Regions from separate parts of the Homo sapiens genome. Here regions 1, 2, 4 and 5 are each linked to region 3. Evidence: chromatin contacts called from ENCODE Hi-C data. All regions are on one chromosome and are shown on one strand. The core of a region is the stretch at or near the end of the contact, and the rest is flanking DNA. Distances in the headings are between cores, read along the strand shown.

The links. A loop is a pair of places that touch in the nucleus more often than their neighbours do. Pooled maps may share reads with other maps.
Region 1: a loop to region 3 is called in a map with no recorded cell type, with 4 times the contacts of the local background. The contact joins the promoter of KYNU here to the enhancer-like site in region 3. A Hi-C loop is called at or near these places in 4 of 37 single-sample maps with no recorded cell type and 3 of 50 pooled maps.
Region 2: a map of OCI-LY7 shows a loop between it and region 3 (3-fold over the local background). The contact joins the promoter of ARHGAP15 here to the enhancer-like site in region 3. A Hi-C loop is called at or near these places in 1 of 168 maps with a recorded cell type or tissue (OCI-LY7), 3 of 37 single-sample maps with no recorded cell type and 5 of 50 pooled maps.
Region 4: a map of OCI-LY7 shows a loop between it and region 3 (9-fold over the local background). The contact joins two enhancer-like sites. A Hi-C loop is called at or near these places in 1 of 168 maps with a recorded cell type or tissue (OCI-LY7), 1 of 37 single-sample maps with no recorded cell type and 5 of 50 pooled maps.
Region 5: a pooled map shows a loop between it and region 3 (2.8-fold over the local background). The contact joins two enhancer-like sites. A Hi-C loop is called at or near these places in 2 of 37 single-sample maps with no recorded cell type and 3 of 50 pooled maps.

Annotation. Positions count from the first base shown.
Region 1 is chr2:142,874,198-142,879,403 of GRCh38, reverse strand. It overlaps KYNU (kynureninase), which reads right to left and starts at 1,740. Exons shown (of 14, transcript NM_003937.3): 1 at 1,668-1,740.
Region 2 is chr2:143,125,756-143,131,266 of GRCh38, reverse strand. It overlaps ARHGAP15 (Rho GTPase activating protein 15), which reads right to left and starts at 1,848. Exons shown (of 14, transcript NM_018460.4): 1 at 1,801-1,848.
Region 3 is chr2:144,239,545-144,244,708 of GRCh38, reverse strand. All of the region lies in intron 1 of QTMAN (queuosine-tRNA mannosyltransferase), which reads left to right. Among named protein-coding and RNA genes, the nearest start is that of QTMAN, 90 kb to the left of the region's middle. RefSeq lists an enhancer at 3,681-3,760. Within about 2 kb of position 3,773, at least 4 of the 41 ENCODE cell types and tissues checked have a DNase peak (open chromatin) inside an H3K27ac peak, as active enhancers do; they include OCI-LY7, where a contact is called at or near this core.
Region 4 is chr2:145,409,660-145,415,669 of GRCh38, reverse strand. No RefSeq gene overlaps it. Among named protein-coding and RNA genes, the nearest start is that of LINC01966, 530 kb to the right of the region's middle. RefSeq lists an enhancer at 3,271-3,430. Within about 2 kb of position 4,034, at least 3 of the 41 ENCODE cell types and tissues checked have a DNase peak (open chromatin) inside an H3K27ac peak, as active enhancers do; they include OCI-LY7, where a contact is called at or near this core.
Region 5 is chr2:143,147,803-143,152,971 of GRCh38, reverse strand. All of the region lies in intron 1 of ARHGAP15 (Rho GTPase activating protein 15), which reads right to left. Among named protein-coding and RNA genes, the nearest start is that of ARHGAP15, 21 kb to the right of the region's middle. RefSeq lists an enhancer at 4,107-4,166. Within about 2 kb of position 2,516, at least 6 of the 41 ENCODE cell types and tissues checked have a DNase peak (open chromatin) inside an H3K27ac peak, as active enhancers do.

The DNA of each region.
Region 1 (5,206 bases), core at 491-2,990, 1.4 Mb after region 3:
TCCAGTTTCAGCCAGGCAAAAGTTAAAGTGGCTGGTTCCGCTCCTGGGCCTGTCACATCTGGGGTACCTTGAGATACCTGATGGGCATAGTCTTCCAAATGACTGCACCCTGCCCTACTCCACCACTTGCACAACTTCGCATGGTCTCAAATATAGTCTTTAGTTCCCAGAATAGCATAGTGCACTCACTCTAAGGATGCAATTTATTCACTCATACTAATTGCTGCTTAATTCTGCATTCACCCCAGCAGCTAAGACAATTAGTGTTCACAAGCCATAATGTTATGCCATGTTTAGTTTGCAAATAAAGTGACATGCTCATATTCTGAAAGGAAGAACTTAAATCCAAACTTTTAAAAACTTCAACTTTTACATATTTTACAAATTTTCAAATGTTACATATTTAGTGTTAATTTTATCAAGACGGGGGACATACATACCATATGGTCTCAGACAAATCACCTAACTGCTCTGTATGTCAATGTTATTTAAAGTTAAATTTTACTTTCTTCAAAGGATTATGGTTAAGCTCAAATGACATTAGGTCCTTTATAAAAAGATAAAAGATAGTTTGTAATATTTTTTTAAATTATCAATACCTTCTGATGGACAGCATCAATGTGCCTTCGATTTAGGTTTGGAAATTGTGCTTTCACAATTTTATTTAGACAGCTACAACTTTAAAGTAAAAAGCTTGTATAATAATTAAAAACTGATTGATTTTAACGAAATCACAGAATTCAGAATCTCCTAGTCACCCACTGATTTAGGGCTAAATAGTTAAATAAATGACTGAGTGTCTGGTAGTTAATCTTTACACAGTTTCACATTCATGCCTGAAATAAGCAAATTGTACATAGGAGTTCAAAGTTTAGAACCTGACTTAAAAATATGTTGAGAAAGCGTGTAGTTTTTCATTAGTAAAGAAAAAAGGAAAAACAATATGCATATTGAGCAAGATTCTTTAAGCATATCATTGAGAAATGGGTAACATTACTCTGCTACGAGTGTATATTTCATATCTAGGATATGAATTACTTGCTGAACACGTTAAGAAAATCAATACATTTGCTTCAGTGTTACTACTAAATAACACCCCACTGGCCTCAAAATAAAAGCAGAAAGGAAAAAAGAAAATCTAGTATATTTTTAAAAAGTGTATCAACTTTCTTTTCTTAGGTTTCATAAAATGAAAGGGGAAGAAACTCTGTTCAAGAGTAGGCATTTTCACTTCTCTAAATAAATATTTAATATGACTACTAGCAGCATAAGACAATTAAAGTTACCAGAAAACAGAGGACTTAAAATCTGTTTAAGAATATCTTTCCCTCGTCTGGAGTTTGACCTAATCTTACCGCTTAAACTCAAATAAGAACAGGACTAACTTTGGTTTGTCAAATGTAACCATATTCAGTGCACTATGTTCATCAGTTCTTTTCTATTACATTAGTAAAGATCTTTTCATTTAACCCATTTCTAAAGGTGGGGCCTTTAGGAAGGTCATACCATTTTTATTTACAAAAAGAATATATATAAAAAAAGAAGAGAGTAGCAGAAAAAAACCTCTAAAACACTATGACAAGGATTCTAGCTGACAGAAGTTTCATTTGGAAAAAACATGGAGTAAACATTAGGGTAGAGAGTTTTTATCAGCGCCTCAAGCTTACCAGCTAGGATCCCAATGGAGTGTTTGGCTCCCAGAATCTCTCCAAGAACCTCTCAAGAATTCCTTGAAAATGTACAGGCCAGATCTTAGGGTGAGAAATTCAAAGAACTGCTCAGACTCCACCCAGTGGAGAATTTATAAATATTTTACTTTACTTCCTCTCCCCTAACCAATCGGTAATCTCCAGCCACTGTCAGAAATTTAAGCAACATGTGCTCCTGCCCACCATTTCAAATGCCAGAGCCTCCAGTGAGGGCTTCTTTCCAGAGGCAACTTTGCTCTTTAAACTCAGGTAAACACACACTTGTCCTTTAACTATATAAATCTCTGACCCCTGAACTGATGAGTTGGTCTTAGAGCTAAATTCCAAATTTTGCCTTTCTTCTTCACTTTGAGCTCTGGATTTTTGAGACAATACCCTCCTTCAAATACACTGAGGATTTTCAGTCTGATGGTTGAATCTATGACATTTAATGGGTAAACTTTTTAGTCAAAAGTTTAAAATAGGCTCTCAATTCCAGAATACACTCTATTGCCTAATATGTGAGTTTTCAAAAACTCCTAGGTAATAAATCTGGACAGTTAACAAGACAATGAAGGAAGAAAGATCTGAAGATTCAAGTGGAAACTAGCCTGGCAAACTTCATTAATGCAAATTATTCATTTAAGTCTGTGAATTGTCTTTTGTTCTAGTCTGACTACCTCTTTAGGCTTATTCCTGAGCTTGGGTCTTTTGATGAATATCCTTGTAGTTATAAAAACTAAGAGCAAAGACTTTCGATATTAGGACTAGGGATGAAGAATGTGCTTGAATAATTGAATGACTTATGCACACCTATGCTTTATTTAGTAACCCACAACAAATCAAGTAAAGTGTCATTTAATCATTTCTATCAAGTGTTCATTGTATAACCCTGAGCAATTCACTTAACCCTTGTGGAGGCTCAGTCTCCTATTTATCAAATGAACTTAATAATACCTTCCTCCCAAGATTACTGAAACGATAAAACCATGCAGGTTGAAGGCCATAGATACCATGACACTCAAGTCAAAAGTGACATATTGTCTTTTTTTTAATCTTAAGTAACCAGACAAAAAGTACTACTCTCCAGTTTCCAAGAGAGGGAGATAAAGTGCATGAAATTGCTTTAATACGAGTAATTGACCAGTGAAAATAAAATATATTTCACTTCATTGATCCTATCCTTACAATAATCCTATAAAGTAAGTAGACTACCAATTGATTAACTTAGAATAGTAAAAGTTTGAATCCATTCAGGAAATTTCAGAAGGTGTACTTTTTTTGCATCTATTCTGTGTATGCCTCATGCTGTAAAAACTTTGGAAGATTACCAGGCTCTAATATATGGGGAGCGAACCAGAGGGCGGATCTGTGTCATTTTTGTGTCACTCTTTTAAAGACTGACTATAGATTTAGAGAGCTAGATATGGACATTAAGGTTTTGTTTTCACAAGATCTTGCTTCTTCTAAAATCTTGTAATAATATGATTAAAAATTTCATCAAAATATTATCTTAAAAACTACTGTTTAACTTGTCACCTTTAAAGAACTTGCTTGGAGGTCTAAGCTATACTTCTATTTCTTATGTTTTATAAATTTCTTTCTTTCTTTAAATTTGTTACATTTGAGGAATAAAAATAAAATCCCAAGCCCCTAGATTAACTGAACGGACACGCTCTTGGCCAAGGGGATCCCAGAGTAAACTTGAAAACTAAGTTTTTGGCCATGACAGGATAGGAAGTGGAACACATACCCGCTCCATCACTAACTATGATTAGGCTTTCTGCCCTATGGCTAAAAAGAAACCAGTCATTTCAAAAGATTACACCAATGACATCAACCATCACCTGGTGTTATCCCTCTCTTTTGTGGTTTGGAACAAAAAGAAAATACTGATCATGGAATGTTTCTGGCTAGTCTATGGAGAATGTGCAGTAAAGGTTTTCATGTCCTCTGCTTCACATTGGGCTGAAAACTGCCCCCTCAGATTGTATTAATGCTGTCATTTTTTGAACACGGATCCCATGGAGAAGCATGAAACTCCATTGTGCATGTGCACATTTCTCCTTTCACAAATATTCATGGCTTCCCCTATAGCTTATTGAATATATATATTCAGCTACCCTGCTCAACATAAATTTCTGTTTCCTTTGCTCCTCCCTCAAAATGTCTGTTTCCAGCTTCTGATTAGAGGCTATACTTTTCAGAGGTCAGAATGATCACCCTGCAGGCTGCAATCCTTTATGTGAAATGAAGCTCTCCTTTCCAAATGTATGAACCTGTCATTCTTCAGTTGACACTTTCATTCATTCAAGAAAAGTATTAAGCATATTCTCTGTACCAAGCACAAAGTGAAATGCCAGGGATGTAATGGGGAGCAAAACTTGTATAATAACATAGGCCGCTAAATACAGAAGGGAATTATGAGAGAACGAGTCATGCGGGGAGGGGTGAAAGCAAGACCCGCTACAGGGCCAGCAGTCAAGGTTAAACAGAGAACACTGTGAGATACCATTCCTTCCTTTTGGAAACAGGAAGAAAAAAAGTGTTGCCAGAATAAGCTGTTGTACAATTCCGAGTTGTCTATTAATTTCCAGGTATGGCATCCTGCTTATAAAATGATATGTTTCCGAGAGGAAAAGACTAATTTTATCCTCCTCAGAGCTCTACCTATGTATGGAGCTAAATAAATATCTACTGAATTGGTTAATTTGTTTTTTTTTAATTAAGATCTAGTTTATTTTCTAAAAATTGATTATTGGAAATATGGGAAAGTTTTGTCCTCTCAAAAGGTAATCTTGAACCATGAACTTTATTCTTATTCTTCAGGGCATTTTCGCCATAGTTAGGCCAGTATCTAGCATTTAGTAGACTAAAATGGGTGCTTGCTGGATCATTAACTAAATTAAATTCAGATCAGCAAACTCTTTATGTAAGAATCCAAGGCTGCACTACCAGGCTGATCATAACACTCTAATGCTGGGTGCTCAGTATGTGAAATGAGTAATGAGATTAAAGACAGAGACAAGTTAGGAAAGAACTAATAAAAAAAACTGCAGTCTCAAACTTGGGTAAACAGAAAATTTCACAATACGCTATTTTTCTTAATTAAATAAAAACGCAGAGCTCACATGTGACTTCTTAGGAGGAAAATTTACTCTGAGTCATTATTGGAACTCTCCTTTCTTCTTTACACAGGGTGTTGGGAAGTTCCCAGATGGGAGGGGCAGATTAGCTTCCTTCTCTCTGCCCTCCTGCCTCTCCTTTCCCCTCACCATATCCCTGGGGCCTTGCACACCCAATCACTCTTTCCAAACTTCCCCTTGGGGATAACCAATATAACATAACAAAAACTTTCTCAAATGCCAGTCATGAGATTTGCCTTAAGCAATTTCTGCCAAGGAACCTACAGCATCTTCTCTATATGGGTAGGGGAAAATATAAAAAACAGAGCACACACAAAATTATCTCTCCTCTCTTCTTCCCTCTCCCCTTATCTGTCCTTCCTTCCCCTCTCC
Region 2 (5,511 bases), core at 599-3,098, 1.1 Mb after region 3:
TTGTACCTTACTGCTCTTTACAAACAATTCTGAAGGTATTTTAATTTACCTATCATCTTTACTCATTGATCTTTCTAAATTCATATCAAGCTCTCTTCAATTCATTCTTAATTTTACACATATTCCATAAAATATGTGTATTTTAATTTAACAGTTTCTGCAAGAAACACTCATTTTTACAGTGAATTTCTTTTTTAAAAGCATTAAACAATTTAAAAAATTTTCATGGACTTTTCCTCAATGCCAGATGTTTATCTGCATATTCATTCTTGCTAAGGTGTAAGTATTGCATGTGTTTATTCATTTGATATTCTTTTATAATAAAATGAAAGAAAGTAATAACATATCAACCAAAATTATCAGAATTATACAGCTTCTATAGATGCAGAGGTTCAGAACCACGATATTGAAGACAGATTTAAATAATGCTTTCCATTGTGAGGAAATGCAACAAATTGAAAATCTAATCACAATATCAAAGCAAATATATATTACCAGGGTCTTCTTACATGCTAACAATAAAAAATGTATTGAACACCAAGTCCTAATCTCTATTTTTCTGTGATCATTTTAATAGTCAACAAGTAGCTAGCTTCAGTATTGACAATTGAAGAGGTCTTAAAATGGAGTGTACTACTATGCCTAATAATTTCCTACTAAATTGACCATGTCAAAAAACATTTATGTGTGTCTTTCAATAGAAGACAATAAAAGAAAAGAAAATTGTTGCCACTTATCAACCCTGTAACCATTTTTTAATAACACAAAAAATAGGTGTTGTGGGGGCCATCACTTCTCCCATCCAGCAGCACAATAAAAATAATATTAGGGAAGAATGGATCATATCTTGGGCTGTTATTAAAATTCTTTCAAAAATCTACAGTCAGATTTATTTTAGGTATTTGTCTCTGAGATTAGCAATATTTTGATGTTTTCTGCACATATGTTACAGCACACAAAGACATTCTGTAAAAGCAAGAAGTCAATATAAAAGAAAATTACATGTCAGTTTAGGACTAACAAATCCTTTTCATTTCTAAGGTTTATTATTTTGGAATATTTCAAAGAAGGAAAATTATATAATTACATAAATAACAAAAGTATACCTCTAATTTGCCTCTCCTCTCAGAGTAACCTTCAATGAAATCAGCTGTGACTTCTTTTTTAAATATAAAAGTTTGCTTATGAATTAGAAACTTACACTCATTTCACCCTATATCTTAAATGAAATTTAGAAAAAAAATTTCAAGTGTCATGATAGACAGTATTCCTTTACATTTTAAAAGCTCCTTGCTTTTTAATTAGCTACATAGTAACCTTTTTAAGGGTTTTTAGTGCTAACATTAATACAATGCTTTAAAGTGAGTATCTTTCACACTGAAATTCAAGCTATTTCTCATTGTTATACCCTTTTCTCTTTCCTTATCTGGATGTTGAACAATACATATTTTTATAAAACAGTTGGTTAAAGGTGCAAAGTCTCACATTATTTCTAGTAGTTATTTTTAAATGCACTTCAAACTAAAACTTTATAACTTATTCTGTCTTTAACATTTTAGTACAAAATCTTAGCAAATCATCTTATTATTATAACATTTTAGTAAAAGACATTGGAATTTGACAGCTGCAAATATGAAAAGAACATTCTTTTCTACATCAAAGGAAACCAGCCAATGTTTTAATCACAGGTAAAAGCGTCATATTTTGTAGAAATGTTTATATGTTCACACCAAAATGTAGGAAACTCTGCCGAACATGTTCAAGTTTAAATTTCATGTACAATATAAAGTTAAAACTTACCTTTTCTCGGCAATGACCTGTTATTGAAACTGCCATCAACTCCTAACTGTTAATGACTCTTTCAACAAAAACGGAAAACAGTAAAGTCACATGTCGTAAGAGTAGGCCTGTGTTGGATGCTGCTTAATTTCAGTACTGGGGGAAGAAAAAGGCGGGGGGTGGGGTGAGCACAAAACTTTTAAATAAAACCACTTCCTGGGTAGAGACAGTTAACCACACACATCACATCATTACTCAATTTGAAGAAATTGCCTTGTATAGTCAACAATATTGTTATTTTTCAATGTTATTATCAATTGTCAAACAAGACACATGTATAGAGATTTTATCAATTTTAACTTAAGGGAGGAAAATGTGTGATTAAAAATTCATCAGTGGGAGGAGCAGACTGCTAAGCACTGAAGAAACTTCCTCTTTCTCTGCCTTCTAGCAAGGGCTGAAAAATGAAGCGTCTACTCTGCTGGCTACGCTTGAGATGCTCCCATGCTATCAGGACACTCTGCATATTGACTTTGGAAGCAAGGAAGCCACCTCCAATTCACAGAGCTGGTGCCTCTGCCTCATTCATGAAAGGACCCACCAAAACCTGATCCAGTTAACAGGTTCATCAGGCCTTGGGAGGGTTGCATTAGAACTTCAGAAAACACAGCCCAGAGCCACGCCGCCATCTGAGCATCTGGGGAAAAGGCAGGTGTTCATCATGCTCGTCGAACACACCCTGTGGCATTTGCTGTGACTGTGGCTCTCATACGGATGTGTCCACTCTGGCAATTTCCTAAGCAGTTCTGAAACCTGCTGAAGAGCTTTTGCTCTAGCTGAGTGATTCTTTGTGTGGTCTGACTTAAAAAGAAAAAAAATATATATTATAATAAAGGATCCAAACAATATCATTTTGGCATGCTGCTGAATGCCCTCTTGTGTCAAACTTCAACAAACCCAAGACATATTTGTAAGGGGTCTCAGAAATAACTCTAGGATGTGCATCTTTATTGAGCCATGGAGTTCAAGAATAAGCTCCTGGATTTTCAGGCTTGGCTGGTTTTGTGAGATTTGCAGCTTAATCATAAAAGGAAGAGAGGAAAAGCTTTCCTTCCAAATATATGAGAGAGTTAAATCACAATCTCTTGTCATACAAACCAATTAGACTAGAAATCTGTGTAATAGAGCTCAGTGGTATAGAATGTTTGGCATACTAAAAGTCAATCTTTAAAAATAGATTTGGTGGATATGGCCCAAGTTAGGGATGGCATGTCCCTATCAGTTAACTGAATTTCTCTGGGATCTTTTTCTAAAAATCACATTTCAGATTGACCCTAGAATTCACTGTCAGTTCTCATTTCAGGAAGGACCTTTTTAAGTGTTTAGAGTCCTGAAGATTTGTACTGAATGCTTCTCCTTAACACCGAAGAGAAAATGGAAAGTTCATAATATTAAAAGTGAGGAAAGCAGAATTCCGGGCTTAATTCTGACACTGCTATTCACTTAACCTTGGCCAAGTTACTTAAGTTCTCTGAAATTTAGTTCATTTATCCATGTAATGAAACATCCGCATAAAAAAATCCATCTTGGGGAACACGATAAGTAAATAGATGTATATATTTTGTATATCATAAGGAATTGTAGATATATAAATTAGCATGAGCTGGGAAATGTTGATAACTCCTAAGAAGCATCAGAGAACTTCAGTACATTCTGCTTGATTTAAGCCTTTGTAAATCTGAGTTAGACTCAGAAGTCTAGGACAAGGAAAATAAATTAGGCCTTTCCTTGTTTTTGTTTGCTTGTTTTTACGGAGTCTCGCTCTGTTGCCAGACTGGAGTGCAGTGGCGCGATCTCAGCTCACTGCAAACTCTGCCTCCCGGGTTCAAGGGATTCTCCTGCCTCAGCTTCCCGAATTGCTGAGATTACAGGCATGCACCACCATGCCCAGCTAATTTATGTATTTTTAGTAGAGACGAGGTTTCACCATGTTGGCCAGGATGGTCTCTATCTCTTGACCTCATGAGCCGCCCGCCTCGGCCTCCCAAAGTGCTGGGATTACAGGCGTGAGCCACCACTCCCGGCCATGCCTTTCCTTTTAAATAGATACTAACATCAGGCATCTGACTAGGAAAAATATAAAATAACAATATACCCTTATGGTAATAAATAAATGTAAATACCTGCTTAAGGGTGACACAATATTTGTTGGCATCAACAATTAGTTAATGGAGACAAGTGCCCCTTTTCTTTGTATAAGGTGGAAGGTGAGCCCCTTAGGCAGTGTGATATGCCTGGGTTTGATTTCTTTTTTCTTTTCTTTTCTTTCTTTCTTTTTTTTTTTTTTTTTGAGACAGAGTCTCGTTCTATTGCCCAGGCTGGAGTGCAGTGGCATGATCTCGGCTCACTGCAACCTCCGCCTCCAGGTTCAAGTGATTCCCAGGTTCAAGTGCCTCAGCCTCCCGAGTAGCTGGGATTACAGGCGTGCACCACCACACCCAGCTAATTTTTTATTTTTTTTAGTAGAGACGGGGTTTCACCATGTTGGCCAGGATGGTTGTTAACTCCTGACCTCAGGTGATCCGCCCGCCTCGGCCTCCCAAAGTGCTGGGATTACAGGCGTGAGCCACTGTGCCCGGCCCTGGATTTGATTTCTAAAAGGAGAGGTACTTACTATGATTAAGGCTACAGGTCAGTGCCTTGACACTTGTGGCTTGATATGCTCACTGTTTTTAGTAGCTAAGATTTTTTGAATGTTTGCCATAATCCAAGCATTGTACCAAGCACTTTACATTCATTCTGCCTTTTAATCCTCACAACAAATTTGTGAGCTAGCCAATATTATTGTATTATTTTTACATATGAGGAAACTGAGGTTACTTTGTTGCCCAAACTAGTAAGGAGTAGAGCCAGGAGTCAAACGCAGATGCTCTGACCTCAGAGCCCTTTTTCTCAATTACTGTGCTAGCTCCTAACCACTTGGCATGCAGCACAACTCTAAGCCAATAGTGCTCAGGAAAAATTTTACTTCTGGTATTCCTTTTGCCTTTTCACTGACTGGAATGATCAACTTAGAAGGTAGGAATCATTTCTAGGAATCATAAAATCAAGTCTCCAGAAAGTTCTCTAAATTTTAAATCTATATCAAAGAAATTAAAAGAAGATCAGGATAAACAGAAATGTACTATGTTCACAGATTTTTAAAAAAAGTGGAAATGCATCAATCTACCTAAATTATTCTACAAATAGATTCAATAAAATCATAATTATAATTCCAACTGGACTTTTTGAAGAATGCAATGAGCTCCTTCCAGAATTTCCTAGAAGAACAAATGTCCAAGAATACCTAAGCTCATTTTGAAACAAACAAAAAATCAAGGACTGTTGATTTTCTATGTTAGATTGACATGGTCCAAATCACAGAATTAAAAACATTTCAATGCTGGGCCAAGGAGCAGCTCAGAAAATCAGCGTATTTATTTGGGAACTTGACATATGACAAAGATAGCATCATAGATAAACAAAAAGGAACAGATCTGTTTCATCAGATAATATTGGTGAGACATACTTACTAAATAGAGGATAATAGATTTGGGCTTCTACATTAGACACAGGGAAAGATGGACCTCACATGGATAAAACCACAGTTGAAAGGTCAAACCACGCTGTTGACACAGTAACAGGAAGGAAAATATTTTTGCAAAATGGAACTTTCTTAAACAGTGTCCCTAC
Region 3 (5,164 bases), core at 2,524-5,023:
GAAAATGATGGTCCACTATAAGATTATTATTTGCGTTTAAAAAAAATTCTTGTTTAATGAGAATAGCCGAATTTTCTTTGAAAAACTTTCTGTACTTACTAAGACAATATTAGTATCCTAGTTTAATGTGTGTGACTGATATAGTTTTATGTTACTTACTTTTTATATTATTCTTTCACAAAAAATACAAAGCCTCCCCCAACTGTTGTTTCTCCTTAGTGCTAACTTTAAGAAGTCACACATGTTTCTTCCTGAACACCCAACAGTTTGGTATTCTGTCAGATGTTTTGCAGGGCTTTAGCAAGTTGTTACAGTGAATGTCTCCAAGAAGCAATACATTAGGCAGAGCACTGCAGAGACACCTGTAGAGATCAGCACACCTGCCCTCAAGCAAAAGACAGTAATTAGTTGCTCATCTTCCCTTGCAAACTTCCCCAATGTTGTTGTACATGAAACACGTAGATCACAGCAGTGCTGTCATGAGCTCCGCACTGTTGGAGTTGTTTATGCCCATTCAATTTTTAATGTTTCTATAAGACATTTTGATGGGAACCCTGAGCCCAAAGGGATTTGCATGCTTGATCAAACTTGTGATGATTTGAATATAGAAATAAAGAGAAACCTTTGAATTACTTTGACTGTTAACTTTTAGGACCGCCTTAGTGGAAAACATTCACATGATACTTGAGGCAAAGATGTGTTTGATCACCCTTTACAACTTTTTTGTTTCTTGACAGCAGGTATAGCGCCAGTAAATCTAAACAAGTTCTTTAATGCTTATAGATCCAAGTGCATGTGAATATCTGTATAGCATGGTCTGAATATTTTAAAAGATGATTTTGTACCAATCACTTTTATTGAAATTAAACCAGTCAAGTACCAATCTTTTAGTCCTGCCACATTGTCATATATAGTTTATATTATTAAAGAATGAGATGATAGGCGATTGAACTTTAGTAAAATACAGTAGTATATATGAGTTGGATATATTGGGGCCAGATAAATTATCACTTAAAGTACTTGGATGCCTTTTGATATCATTGTTTTAATTTTAACACTATATATGGTCTAGATACCATAAGGGATAAAAGCTAGTATTTTACCAAGTGACCTTTCAAGTCGTTTCTAACAGCTGGGATTCAGTTCTTTGATTATATTTGTGTAGGTTATTAATAAACAGCTTCAATAGAGTTTCATTACTGTTTCTTAAATTATATTGTTTGCAAAATGCTATCATTCCTAATATCATAGCAAATTCCATTCACATTTATTCTGAGAAAAAATAACCCTAGTAGTGCCTTGTTATTCAAGCATAGTCTGATGGCCATACATACATGCATCTTAAATTGGTTCTTGGAGATAAATGGGCATTATGGAGTTGTCAGATTACAGTAAAACTAAAGAAGAAGATGTTATACAGCATTGGACTGTCATTGACAGAGTTAGAAACCTTAGATGCTAATAAATGCAGTCATCCCATTGTACCTTGCAGTTTTTCCTCAATACATAGGTAGAATCTTCCTGTGAGTTTCTGAGCGTAGTTTTTGATTAGCTCTTCAGCACAAAATGGAATGAGTGATGTGAATATTTAAAGCTTACCTCTAGATTTTATGTTTGCCTGCCTTTTTTAGCCATATGTAAGCCTAAATGTGGATTAACTGGGGTTACTCCATTTGTGAGGTGATGATTATGATGCTAGTACGGTAGTATAGGCAGAATACTCTTTTTTTTTTTTTTTTTTTTTTTTTAAGTAGAGTCTTGCTCTGTCGCCCAGGCTGGAGTGCAGTGGTGCAATTTCGGCTCACTGCAACCTCTGCCACCTGCGTTCAGGTGATTCTCATGTCTCAGCCTCCCAAAGTGCTGGGACTGCAGCCATATGCCACCAAGCCCAGCTAATTTTTATATTTTTAATAGAGACGGGGTTTTGCCATCTTGGCCAGGCTGGTCTCGAACTCCTGACCTCAAGTGATCCACCTGCCTCGGCCTCCCAAAGTGCTGGGATTACAGGCGTGAGCCACCACGCCTGGCCTCTTATATTTTATATGCATAACATTTTGGCTAGCTTATACTTCATTGACTTTCGGGAATTTCACAACAGTCATTGCTAACAATTGGTCTGTCTATAGTGGCCTTTGGAATTCCTAATAACTTTATGTTAATGTTGCATAAAACATTTGGCAGTCTGTTTCTTATGTAAAGCTGCTCCATGTGCCCTGAGTCAGAAGCTTACTTTTTATCCTTGATACCTAGCTTAATGTGATCAGTCAGTGTTGGTTGGATTAGTGGATGATTGAAAATATTATGTAATGGATATGAATAGCCCATGGAAACAGTAAAGAGTGGATCACACTTAACACTTTTAATAATAGAAGTAACTTTTTCTCCTGCTTGTTTTTTTTTCAGCATAACCCTTGGTTCATATTTTTTCTAGGATAAGTTCCTATGACTTGATTTTAACTTTATCTCTTTACTATCAGTTCATCAAAAATATTCTGTGAAAAAACATTTTATACTTTTACTGTACTAAAGTTAAGCTCTTCTTATTCTGAGTCACAATCTGGACCCATTTAACTACTTTAGCTTTATTTTCTATTGTGCTATATTCTCTAGCTGTTTTTTCTCCTCCTGTGCTGGAGAAACTTTTTACTCCTTGTTTCAGAGCAAGTCAAACTTCCACTTCCTGGTGTCATGCCTTGGTCTCTGAGCTCCAATCTCATGAATTTCTGAGTTATTTCTGTTTTCCACCTGCCAGTTAAGAATGAAATCATATGTGTCCCTATGTTTTGCAAAATGGATCTATCTCCAGCTAGCTCATAGCTTCGTTACTATGATTTCTTTCTTTCTTTTCATTTTTTTTTTTGTATTTTAATTCTTTTCTTTCTGGCATGTGGTAGAATGCTAAGTACTTTGTAGTCACATAGTAAATACTGTACACACTTACACACTAGGTAATATCTAGCTTTATAGTAACAAGATAAGCTTCCTCCTAAAGAAAGGAAGACAGAAAGAAAGATGGACAGAAAGAAAGGAAGACAAAACAGAAGAAAAGAAAGGAAAGAAGAATAAAAAAGAAAGATCAGCAAGAATATTTTGAGGAATAGGGAAAGAGCAGTAATTGTGGAATTTTAAAAACTTGAGTTTAAATTCTGATTCTGCTTACTAGTTTGTGATATTGGATGAGGTTCATCATCTTTTGGTGTAAAATGGTAATGATATCTATCTGACAAACCTGTAAGGGTTAAATTATATAATGTATATAAAGTGCTTATTGGCATACCCTGGCACACATTCGACGTTAAAGAAATGGTAGCTAACTCTTTTATTTTGCATGTGAGGGAAGAAGTTTAGAGAGCTGACCAAGGGTCATATAGCTAGTAAATTGTGGAGAGAAAATTGAAAACCAGGCCATTCTTACTCTAAAGCAGTGTTTTTCAAACATAGTGCATCTGAGAATTATCTGAAAGACTTGTTAAAACACTGGGCCCCACTCCAGAGTTTCTGGTTCACTAGGTCTGGGGTGAGGCCTGAGAATTTGCATTTCAAACATGTTTCCTGTTGCTGTTGCTGCTGCTACTGGTCCAGGGACCACACTTCGAGAACCAGTGCTTTCTGGCATATTTCTCAACCCTAGTTGCACCTAAGAAATCAAGAAATCACCCTGAGTAGTGTCTATAAATTATTGATGAAACCAGAATCTCTGGTTATGGGGCCTAAGTGTGGATTTTTAGGTTTTTGTTTTAAGCTATCCAGGGGATTCTAACGTGCAGCCAGGGTAGGAAGCACCACTCTGCTTAAGTGAGGCTCTTTGCAGTTTTTTTCTTAGAACTGGGTATTAAGTGAAGCAGCTGACCCTGCACCCTCCTGGGTGCTCAGTGAGGCAAGGCCTCAGTAGTGTGTCGTTTTTATGCTGTTATGTTTTAAAACAATTGCTTTGGCCTAGAATCCTTTTACTGTTTTAACCTGTTCTACTTGTTTGTGTGGACTGTTTGCATTTCTCCATCTTCACCCTCAGTGTATCCTGAATGCCTTCATCAATCTCTAGGGTGGATTTTATGTTAATATTTGGCAAAAGCCAGTATTTAGCAATAGTAGACTTGAAGTATAAAGTAAATAAAGGAATATATCTAGTTTTTAAAAAAGCAGTCACATTACAATTTAATGTACTTTCAGAATTCTGATTTTGTTCTTTTTTCTGAGATGCTTTGGAAACCTTACATTGTGTTTTAGAGGACCCAGTTATTGGTTAGAATAGGTAATGATAATTGTGCACCCAGAAGTGTATAAGTAAAAATGTCGTAGATTAATTGATAAAGGAGTCATTTTTTCTTTATAGGATTCAGTTGGTAAATATATACAAATCAAGGCATGAAATCATTTACTGGATAAGAGTGGGCAAAATACCACATAATTTCATTAACCTTTAAGCAATGAAATTATAAATCCCTATGCAAATGTTTAAGGTTATCATTGCCTATCACCCCTTTTGATTCCTACAGACTGTTAATTCTTCTCTGTCCTGCTGAGTCTTATTAAAACTTCTGACTGATGTACTTTTATTAAAAGGTTTAGAATTTACCAATTTAAAACACTTGCTTTACACTATTACCTCTAATTTAACTAGGCCCATTAAACTGCATTTTGCAAAGGGAAGAAGTCAATTGCTGTTTCTTTAAAAAATAATAAATTGAAATGAATTTTAAACTCTGCTTAGCGGTGAGCAACTGCTATATACTACTAGGCCTTTTGATAGCTGATTTGTTCCTTTAGTATGCAAATTTTAGGTTTACAGAGATCTAATGCTTTTATTTAGGAAATATGCCCAGAGGCTAGATTGGTAGGCTTTAGGGAGATAACTAGTTTGGTGTGAAATAAATAGTTGTTAAAGGATCACATGAATTGGGTCCCAGAAGATGAAGAGTAGACTGAGACAGATTGAGGAAAACTGACTGTACTTCATTTCATTTGGCTATAAATATCACTGAATTAAAAATGAAGACAATGAATGATGGCAATACAAAGCAAATTAATGAAAATAAGCCATTTTTTTGTGGGTTTTCTGAAAAGTTCTGTCTTCTGAGCAGTTTAAAGAAAAGGGCTGGGTACACCCCTAACCAAAGAAGCTTAGTTCACATCATTCTGGGAGGCCAGCCTTTTGAGAGATTGT
Region 4 (6,010 bases), core at 2,785-5,284, 1.2 Mb before region 3:
CAAACCAGAAAATAATTGCATAGAAATTACAGATGGAAAAACAAAGAGAAGTATAATGGAAAAACACACACACAAAAACATACAGAACAGAGCCTTTAAGAGTTATGATACCATACCAAGTTGTCGAGTCACATGTCCAAGAAGCTCAGAGATACCAAGAAGAATACAAAAAGAGTTTTTAAAAGTCTAGCCATGTCAAATTCAACATGCTGAAAAAAAAAATACAAAGAAAACATCTTGATGGCAGCCAGAGAAAAAAGGGACATTACATCCTGAAGGATGAAGGTAAGAATCCCACAGACTGCTCTTCTGGAGTCATGAAAGCCAGAAGACAATGGAATGACTTACTTTCAAATGCTAAAAGAAGAGTCCACACAACCAAAATATTCACAAAAGCATAATTTTGGCTTTCAGTTAAGTCTGATTGGCTACACATGTTTACCACTTCTCCTTCCTGCAAATTAAATAAAATAATGCAAAGGAATAAAAAGAACATAAATACACTACAACAGACAGGCTAAGAAAAGGTTCATTAGAGAAACAAAGACATTTGGCAATGTATTAGAAAATGAAAAGTTAGTGGAGAAACGATAAGTGATAAATTAGGAAGGAGGAAACTCTGGGTCACAGGACGAAGGATGTAGCTAAGATGGGTGATGATTCTTACCAACATCTGGAGACATTTGAGTCACAGATGTGGCACATAAAGTAAAGAAAAATAAAAATATACACAATATCAAAGATAAATAAAAGTGTACCAATAAGTGGAATTTTTAAAAAGGAGAATAAAGAAAACAGAAGAATTGAAATTATCAAAACATTAATAGAAGATAATTTCTCAGAACTGGGAAAACATACATATTCAGATAAAAAAGACCCAGCGAATTCTAAATAAATAAATACAAATATAAACACAACAAAGCAATTGTTGTAAAATTTCAGTTCAGACAAAGTAATATCAGCTATCATTTTGGACCACAGAATTTTGCCAGAGGAGCTGAAACAATGACCAAGTCATACACTAAGCCTCAGACTAGTGCTTGGGTAGTTAAATATCTATCCAGAGAAGTGAGAATTCATTAGTTCTGCCACACACATCCTTCCTCATACATACACAGTTTCCAAGACCCTTCGGAGTGCTGTAGTTTAAAGTGAGACCTGAGGATTTTAATATAAACTTTCAATACATAAAGTTTGCATTTTAACACAAACTTTGAGGTAATTTCTTTAGCACTCATCCTCTAAAATGTCCAAGTTGAAGACTGCCTTTGGGTTTTGTGCTTAGAAGTTAGAGTCAGGCGACAGCATCTTTTTCCATAAACAGCCACATAATAAATATTTTAGGTTTGGAGGATCATGCATAGTTACTTTGTCCTCCTTCTCCTCCTCATCTTTTCACCACACTGCATCCTCCTCTTTATCTTCTTCTTCTTCTCCGTCTTCTTCTTCTTCTTCTTCTTCCTATTTTCTTCTTCTCCTTCTTCTTTTCTTATTCTTCTTTTCTTTTTTGTTTTTCACAACCCTTTACAATATAATGAAAAATTCCTAGCTACAGGTAAACTATAGTCATTATCAGAGTTTTTAGGAAGAGTTGACAAGATGTCTCAAGATTATTAAGTCTATTGGACAGTAGGTCCCTTGCACTCTCATTTTAAATGCTAAGACAATATAACCCATTACAATGGCTTAAAGATTTGAGGTACTTATTTTTGTGTGTGTGTGTGTGTGTGTGTGTGTGTGTGTCTGTGTGTGTCTGTGTGTGTCTGTTTGTGTTTTCCAAACTGGCATTTCCAAAATTATTTCACAATTGATTTCTTCAGTTATGTTGTGCAACTAACCATGTTCCCAACACACTATGTGAAACCACTCCATGTTGCATTGTTTCTGTCACTATGATATGCAAATTCTAAGATGGTCCCTGAGATTTCTACTTCCTTTTGTACACGCACCCCCTGTGCAATCCCATCCAATTGAATGTGTGCATAATTTGTAAAAATGATTGAATTTTACTCCCAATACTAATTGGGTTGACTAATCTGTCGAATTTGAGTTAATTGAAAGAACAATTACCATTGGTGGACTGGACTTAAATATGGTAAGCCTTTAAAAGAGAGACTAGGTCCTTCCTGAAGAGGAAGGTTTAAAGCAGCAGACACTCTCCTGCTTGCCTGAAAGAAGGAAGTTGCCATGTTGTAAGAGGTCTATGGAGGGTGCCATATGGCAAGGACCTGAGAGAGGCCTCTGGCAGCTGAGAGTGCTCCCTGGACATCAGCTGGCAAGAAAACAAGAGCTTCAGTCATAGAGCTGCAAGGAGTTGAATTCTGCCAACAACCATGTGAGTTTGGAAGAGAATCCTGAGTTACAAAGAGTAATGCTGCCTAAATGACACTTTGTTTGCAGCCTTGGGAGGCATGGAGGAGAGGTCCCAGTGAAGCCAGACTCCAGACCTACAGAAATGAGAAGGAATAAATATGTGTTATCTTAATCAGCAAAGTTTGTGATAATTTGTTATGCAGCCATAAAAAACTAAGACAATCACCACACCCAAATGCCCTTTATTGTTCTTTTTACCTGTTAATTTCATCTTTCTAATCTCACCTTCTTCATGAAGCTTTAAATACAATCTCCTTGCATAATAATCCCACATATCTTACTACCTTTAGCACATATTGTCTGAGCAAGTGATAGAATACGTAGTAGCGGCAACGTTTTCTCTTTGAATCATATCTTCCCAGTTGAGAAAAGAGTTCTTTCAGTAGAGGAACCATCTCCTACACTTATTTATATACCCCACAGCCCTTAAAAGTGTCACTGGTTATAAGAGATACTCAATAAATAATTAACAAATTACTCATAACTTCACTTTTACAATATGTCATGGTCATTATATCACTATTCAAATCATCTCTTATGAATTCTGAAGCACATGGTAAGGAAAAAATGAAGACTCCATAGTTAGAGTCAACTGGCCAGATGACATCTTAGACTTCAAAATACTGCATCAGCAAACTCCAATTTATATCAGTTGTACATAATATTCTTCAGGAAAAAGTATAGCAAAACTTCTGAACTCAAAGCCCATAGAACTTTTGTAAAATTTTCTGGCTATTATATTTGCCAGTAAGCAAGGAGATTTGTAGAATACAACTTTGATGCACACAGACTCGGAAGACAGCTGAAAAGAAGCTAAGGCAGAGCACATGTGTGCTGTTTATAGGCAAACACGTGCCACATCACCCACTACCCAGGTGGACATATCTCCTCTAAAGCTGTAATGGCGAGTCAAGTAACCTGTTCAAAAACCCCACAATCTCCTAACCACAGCCACCTGGCTTGTAATTATAGACTTTATTATAAATAGATATAAGCTTTGAGTGATTAGTTATTGTGTACAAAGTATTCAACCGTGGACCACCTGATTTTCACATACTGCTGTACCTTCTCCTTCCTTTGATGCATCTTGGCTATTAATGGAAAAACACCTGTTTCCTGATAGTTCTCTGAGCTATAGAGACGTACATTTATATAGAAACAGCTGGGAGAAAGGTCCTTGTGAAGGACAACAAAATCCAATTCTTACCATCACAAAACTTCCTCCTGGAGCTGCTGATGGAAGCAGTTAAGCCTGCCTTGCATCACTCCTACACAAGCTACAACAAACAAAGTGAAGCTAGGGAGAGTCTTTAACTACTGTGGAAGGATTAAGAAAATCCTACAGCAATAAGGCTGGGATTTCCATTTGATCCTAGAAACAGAAAACGTTTCTAAACCCACAGGTGAATGACATAAACGGAAAGCCAGGAGCGAGGCTGCAAGTGTTTATTGCGTTCCTCTCACATCTTTTTTCAGCACCTGCACATACCTACAGTCTTTCCTCCCCAATGCCCAGGAGCACGGGACATCCAGCTACACTGATAAACTAGCAGCAGCTCAAGAAAATGAATGATGACAGGAAATGAAAGTGACAGTGACAGTTTGTGGTTGTTTGATTTCTTAAATGCAATGAATGGTGGCCACAGAGTTTCCTGTCAACAAGTGTCTGGATAGAAAAATGAAAAAGCAATCAAAACAGTAACTGACACTTCAGGGCATTTCAGGGAAGCCCAGGGCTCACTGTGCAACAAAACCACCTGCTTAGTGTTCTCCATGGGAACTACCACTCACCCTGAGAGGAATTATCAGGATAAAGCCAAGGTGGGTGGGTGCAATGCCAGCTCATTAGTTTAATCTCCAAGGAAAGGTGGACCAAATGATAAAATTCTGGACTAAATGACCTCTGTGGTCAAATCCAGTGCAATGCTCTGTGGTCAATTCCAGTGTAAAGATTCTAGAAATAATACAGGATGAAGGGGTAGGAAATGTGACCCTAATGCAGATACCATTAGTAATTTAATTATAGGAACTTCAATTAATTTACTTCTCTCTGCCTTAATCCCTCCTCATGTAAAAATGCTACCCTTCCTTTCTGTCTTTAAGCCAGAAATCTGCTAGTTGTATGAGTTACAGGAAGAAGATCCACAATATTAGAGACACAGGGAATTAATAAACAATCGTATACAAGTATCTGGAAAAAGAGAAGAGCACTGAATTTGATATTGAACACGTTTTCTTGGCCTAATGAACATAACTGCATCCCACCATGTTTTCATCTCATCTCTCCCCTGTGACATCCCTACTGTCAAGCCAGAGTTCTTGCCATTTTCTGCTTTGAATCTTGATCTAGCCCTACCTCTTGACTTTATCCCAGTCTGATTTCCACTTCTATCAACTCTATCTAAGTGCTAGCTCCCCGTTCTCCAGCAAGTGGCCCTGCCTATCACCTTCACCCCAATGCGTTCCTCTCCACTCAGAGAAATGTGAACCTGTATCGCATGGTGTAGCCTTTCTTCTTGAAATTCTTCTCTCCTTTTTTTAATCCTTAAAAAAGAAAATGCTTTAGAGAAATATGACTGTAATTAACAACTGACAAAAATATCTGGGCTTGAGCTGAAGTGGGAAATCACAAACGTTAGTTACTTATTTTCTCATGCAGTTACCATTTGTTCTCTTTTCTCAGGGAAGTTGAAAGACCTGAGGTTCAAACTTAATAAGGCCCCATACTGTTTCTAAGAGTATTTGCAACATGTAAAGTATAAGTCAGTGCATTGCTGATATTTAAATTTGTTTTCACTCATCTGAGCTATTACACAGTATGCAATCCCTAAACCCTTCATAATAAAGAACACACATTTCTCAGCCACGAAAGGGAATGAAAGATTCAGCAATTTAAGCTCTCCGGTACTAGAAAGGTGACAAAACATTTATGTGTATCCAATCCATTCCACTGATTTGGCTCCAACATTAGGAGGGACTGCCTCAGGCAGAGACATTTTGCTATATACACATTCTTGGGAATTAGCAAATGGCCCATAGTGATGACAGCAACATCCTTCAAAACACTCAACTTTACTAAATGGATTTCACAAATACATTTTCTCTTTCTGAAGAATGTTTTTTTAAGTCTAACTGATAGTACAAATACTTGTTGCCTTTTTAAAAAGAAAATTCCAAGAAACCAAGGAGTAAGCTATAAACAAATCATTTTCACTTGTGTAAGAATGGCTGTGTAACCTGTGTTCTACCAGTTATCTTCATGTTTTTCATTGATTTTTACAATCCATTGTCCATGGTAAGTTACTCTAGGAGAGTGATGTGCTAAGGAGGTCATGACATGAAATTTAATATTTAAAATACCAGTCTTTACATACCAAATAAGCAGGAAAAATTCACTATCTGAATCATTTTTACTCCTTGGATGGCATGTAAAGATCTCTGGATTCTGGTCTCAATCTTGTAAATAAGCAATTTTGACATCTAGAGTAAGTCACTTAGTTTTTATACCTCCAACTTTCTTTAATTGTACAATGACAAGATAATAAAATAATCCTGAGATCTTTTCACTAAATTTTATTATTGCATCATTTGAAAATAATTTCATAGCACATACTGAAAAATACACTTCCAGAGTTTA
Region 5 (5,169 bases), core at 1,267-3,766, 1.1 Mb after region 3:
GCAGAAAATACTTTCAAGATTTTGCTTTCTTAGATCTTTCCATCAGGCGGATCTCTCTCTCTACCACAATGTTAATGTTATTTCTCTCAATTTGCTCACTGTCTCTCCTCCAGCCCTCACTTCCTTTTCCATCTCACCCTGTTGTTACATTTTGTTGACACCCCCTCCACTAAGTTTGTTCTCTTTATTCTGCTTCCCACGTACTTTGCTCTGCAAGGTCATTGACTTGATGCTATTTCATAATTGTTCTTCTATTGTTAAATATTTGGGGATTTCTAATTTTGCAGACCACTATATTGCTCTGGGAAGATAGAGAAAAATGACACAAAACCTCGTCTTAAAGATTTCTATCAACAGAAAACATACATATACCCCTTCGACCTTTACTGAGATTCTCCTAAGTGGCAGGCACCATTTTAGAGACTAGAGATAATCTTTATCAAGTGCCCCAGAGTTTGGTGAGGGCAATAGAGAAACAATCAATAATTAACTGAGAATAGGGCAGTGCCCAGGTGGGGAGAGGAGCAATGGCATTAAACTCAGGTGGAAGTGGGAGGTGGAGAGAGAGGAAGTCTGCAAGAGAAGATCAGATTACATCAGAGCTAAGTCAGTGCAGGTTGGACATTTCTGGCAAAGGATTTGGCAATGCAAAGGTGTGCAGATACCTGGGATATTATAAGGTAGGTATTGACATATGTCATGAAGGGACATAAAGTACCAGGGAAGTTCGAAGAAAGAAAGAAACAATGGATTTCATAGAGAAGGTAGCATTTGACCTCTCTGTGGGGATATCTGATCATCTCGCTTATCTTTCATCTGGCTGAATGATTGACTGAGAGTCCCATCCCTTCTAACCCAACCAGTACCAGAGGGGCTGGTATTCTAGACACTCTGAGGAAGAGAATGTGTGTTGTCCTGGATGTACATAACACACAATGTTTTTTTGTGGATGAATTGAGAATGGAGATGAATTGAGAGGGAAGCAGAGCCCTGCTGCCGGACAGAAGGAGGACAGTTGAGGATGGAAATCTAACAGGATGATGACAGCTGTGCCAGTGGCTGTGGGACCTGTGACTGCTGTACCTGTGGGTTCAGAGACGATTTCCTCTGATTCATCCCGTTAGGAACCTCTCATTCCAATTAGACAGGGCTGTTTCTAGGCCATATTTTGCAAGTTGTTTTGGGGTCCCACTTAGAGCCCTTTCTTTATTCCCTTTCAACTCCCCAGTTTCCCCCTGCCTACATCCCAACAGTTTTTTCTCTAGTAGACACCCTATAATCCTTTTCATATTTCAGCTGCCAGAGCACCCACTGCAGCATTCACTTAGGCTTAATCTAACTACAGTGTCAAAATTTATAAAAATTTCCATCATCCATTCTTTCTTACCTCTGAATCACTTAGATGTATATGGGAGGGGTATGATTAGACTAGCTAACACAATGTTATATCAGTCAGACTTTCCCTTAACTCTCAAGGAAGCATTTAACTGAATCTCAAACTGGAAACTCTTCTGGCTACATGAAAGAACTATCTTAGAGTAGAAGAGCATTGATCAGTCCACTCTATTTATGCCCTTACATAAATTCAGAGGTGGTAGGATTTGTGACTGGGGATGGGACATTAACATTGCATTCTGGAAAATGGTGCCTCCTAGAGCTGTATGATGCAATATCCCTTCCATGGTGGTCTTATTTTTTAGCCTTTATGAAATAAGGTTCTAGGGAAGAAACTCCATTGCAAAGCCTGCTCAACATCGACTCAAAAGAAACCCTCATACCCCAGAGTCCAACTTGACTTGGCTTCCAGAACCTAGGAGTGGTTGTTCTTCCAGGAATATCTGTATTAATTTCAGGGTGTTCTCTCAAAGAGAACGAGGAACTCCAGTTTTGTGAGTCTTTCTGCATTATTATTCCAAAAATATTCACAGGAATCTTAAATTATATTCTGTTGTTCCACCCATGTTTTCATTCCTCACTGACCTTCAATTTTCTAGATTTGGTAGATTGTAAAATCAATAATATTTGCTTATGCTTATTTCTATGTAATTTAGTAATATCAGGCTTATTAACTTCAAATCATATTAAGTTTAGGTTTTGCTTGATCTATGTGCCTCTTCAGTATTCCCCTTGTTCTTCCTAGAACACGTTACCCACTCATGTCATCATCATTATTGTTACTATTAAATTTTGTTAGAGAAAACTTTGATGCCTTGTGTTTTTATGTTCTTACAGGAGGCATACAGAGCACTGGTGAATGACTAATGAAAATATTGAAGAACTGGCTCATTTTGCATGTGTTTGAGATATCCATTGATTTTACTAAACTCTCCAAATAAATATCCCTGAGTTAGAAATTGAAATGTAAATCACTTAAGACTGGCTTCACTATTCTCTAGACTTCCTGATTTTACGTGTACCAACAGAAGAGCAAGAATACCTTGTGATATTGCACTAGTTCTCCTTTCAATCCTGTTTAAAAACAGGAAGCAGTAATGAGAATGCACTTCATAAGAGCAACACGAACTTTGGCTCTGCTCAAACTACGTGGTTCGATGGTGTCCTGGGCTTCTGGGCTTGATTTTCCTACTCATACTGCAAATAGGAGTGAACATGATATTTCATCTAATCATAAATTTCATAGCTGCTCTCCCAATTATTTGTTGCATTCTGTTAACTACACTAAAGCTCAGCAGCCTGCCCTTTTGAGTTAGAATGTGTATTTTTGACATCTCTTTCACATCAACAGCATTAAAAGTAAAAATATATTAAGTAATTTTTGAGCTGGGAAAAACTGGATAGGCACTATGATATAATCTTTATGCTGCTGAGTAGAGAAAATGTAGGCTTGGGTATACTGAACACCATCCCCTGGTGTCACATTCTGTTCAGAATAACTCTAGGATGGCACTCAGGGCCCACACCCCCCAGCATCCTTGATTTCGCCATAGACCCACAAATCAAGTGGACATTGTGTATGGAAAGAAAAGGTAACAAGAAATGTAAAGAAAATCTGGCAGATAAAATGATCATAGTGTAGCCACGTTAGGTATGTATCATGCAAGTCTTTCTGTTTAATCATTTATAAATGTTCCTCTGCTTCCTGACAAAACAATAGAGACTTAAATGTTTGTTGAATGTATAAATGAAAAACAAATATGGAACCTAGTTTATGCCAGTGTATGTAGCCTGGCAAAGAAGAAAATGTCTTTGACCAATTTTCTTACTTTAAAAATGTGTAACTCACCTTTGCTAATATTTCTTAGAGTAAATAAACTATGGATATTTTATTATAAGTTAGAGGCAGAAAGAAAACAATGTTTCTTCTGTGTTCTGAGGCTAATATTAAAGTATGCTTGGAGATTCATATAATATTTTAGGGTTAAAAATATCATATTTCTATTTCCCAAAAGCCCTGTATCTTCTTCTCATTAAAAAAAGATCAAATTTATCACAATCTTAGAATTTTCAGGGATTTTTGCTTTGAGAATAGTCTTCCTTGAGTTTCAGATTTGGATAGGTACTTGATATTTTTCCCTAAAAGAAGGATGCTTCTGGAAGACATAGGTTGCCACTGAGAGTTTTGTGAGTAAAATCTCAGAGGCAAGAAATGGCCATACACCCAGGGAATTCCCATTTCATGAGTGTTAGCCTGAGTTTTCACTCCATGGCAAGGGAGCTGTATATTTAGCACATCCACCACGAGGAGCGAAGGTCCACCACGAGGAGCGAAGGTCCCCTCTGCCTAAACATGCACAAACTTTCTCTGGTGACACAACCCCATTCCCTGCTCTACATGTATTAGAGGAGCTGTTTCTCCAGGTCTGCTAAGAGCTCATGACAACTCCACAGATAAATAGTATTTCTCCGAGAAATTCATTTCTATCCCCTGGAAAGATCTTATGTTGATCTGTGGTAGAACAAGTCTGTTCCCCTGTGGAAATGAGTTGTGGTCCTGGTAGCTCCAGTAATGTGTGCCACAACCTTCGCGTCACACTTTCCTGACAGGTCAGTAATTAACTCGCATTGCAATTGTTTGTTGTCTCCACCACAGCAGCCATTTACCAAAATAGCATTTTAATTTCAGTTTCCTTCCATTTCACTTTCCTTTTGTTTTCTCCCTGTGGCTTTTACATCTCTATTAAGTCTAATTTCCCCGACCACTCTGTAAGCTGAGAGAGTGCAATAAAACTCAGTTTCAAAAATGTCAAATATAATGAGAAAGGAAGATCACAGTAAAGGAATGTGACCATAGCCACCCCATTGGGTAACATTGTCTTTGGGCAGGTGTTATATATAGGAAATGTGATAATAAGTTTTTGCATTTATTTAACTTATAGCAGGGAATCTGGAGTATTTGCTGCATTTGCTGACAAAGTCTGACAAGTCTGCAGCATGGTAAATTGTAATACAGTTATTATCACTGCACATGGCCATCTTAAATGGTGAAAATGTCAAGTAAAATATTTTTTAAAAGTAGAATAAGTGTGTGGTAGGCAACCATGATCTTTCTTAGCTCTTAACCTTTCAAACTCCATCCTGTTGGGAGCAAAGCAGCTCATTTTACACTTCAAATATTTATTGAGCCTCTACTCTGAGACATAGACTTTGCCACATCCCACAGGTTCTGCAAAGTTATTAAGCACCCTGCAGTGGAGTTAAGCACAAGCAGGCTTGCCTACCATGAAGTCTGATTAGAGTGCAGTGGAGAATGGGACTGGAGATGATTTTAGGGTGGAGGTGATGTGAGGCCTGGATGCTGTATGATAAACAGGACTCTGAAAGGCAGAGAGGGGATATCAAGAGCAGTGCAGGCTGAGATCACAAGATTTAAGGAAAGGGGAGTGAACATCCACACAAGATGATACAGTGTTGGTGGCTAAGTGGGAAAGCTATGGTTGATTAAGGCTGCCTTAGGAGAACCTGGTTATTTTTATTAAAGAATTGGGATTTTGTCTTATAGATCCTGGGGAAATTGATGATTTTGTTTAAGGTATAACCCCTTTCTAAGATACTTGATGAAAAGAAATCCACAAGTAAGAATCCTTGACCCCTGAGGCCACAAAATAAATATATAACATGCTCGTGGGATGCTTCTTAATTAACTTTAAAACAGAATAAATATTACAGTATCTATTTGTAAACATTAATCTTATGAAAAGGGCACCCTGT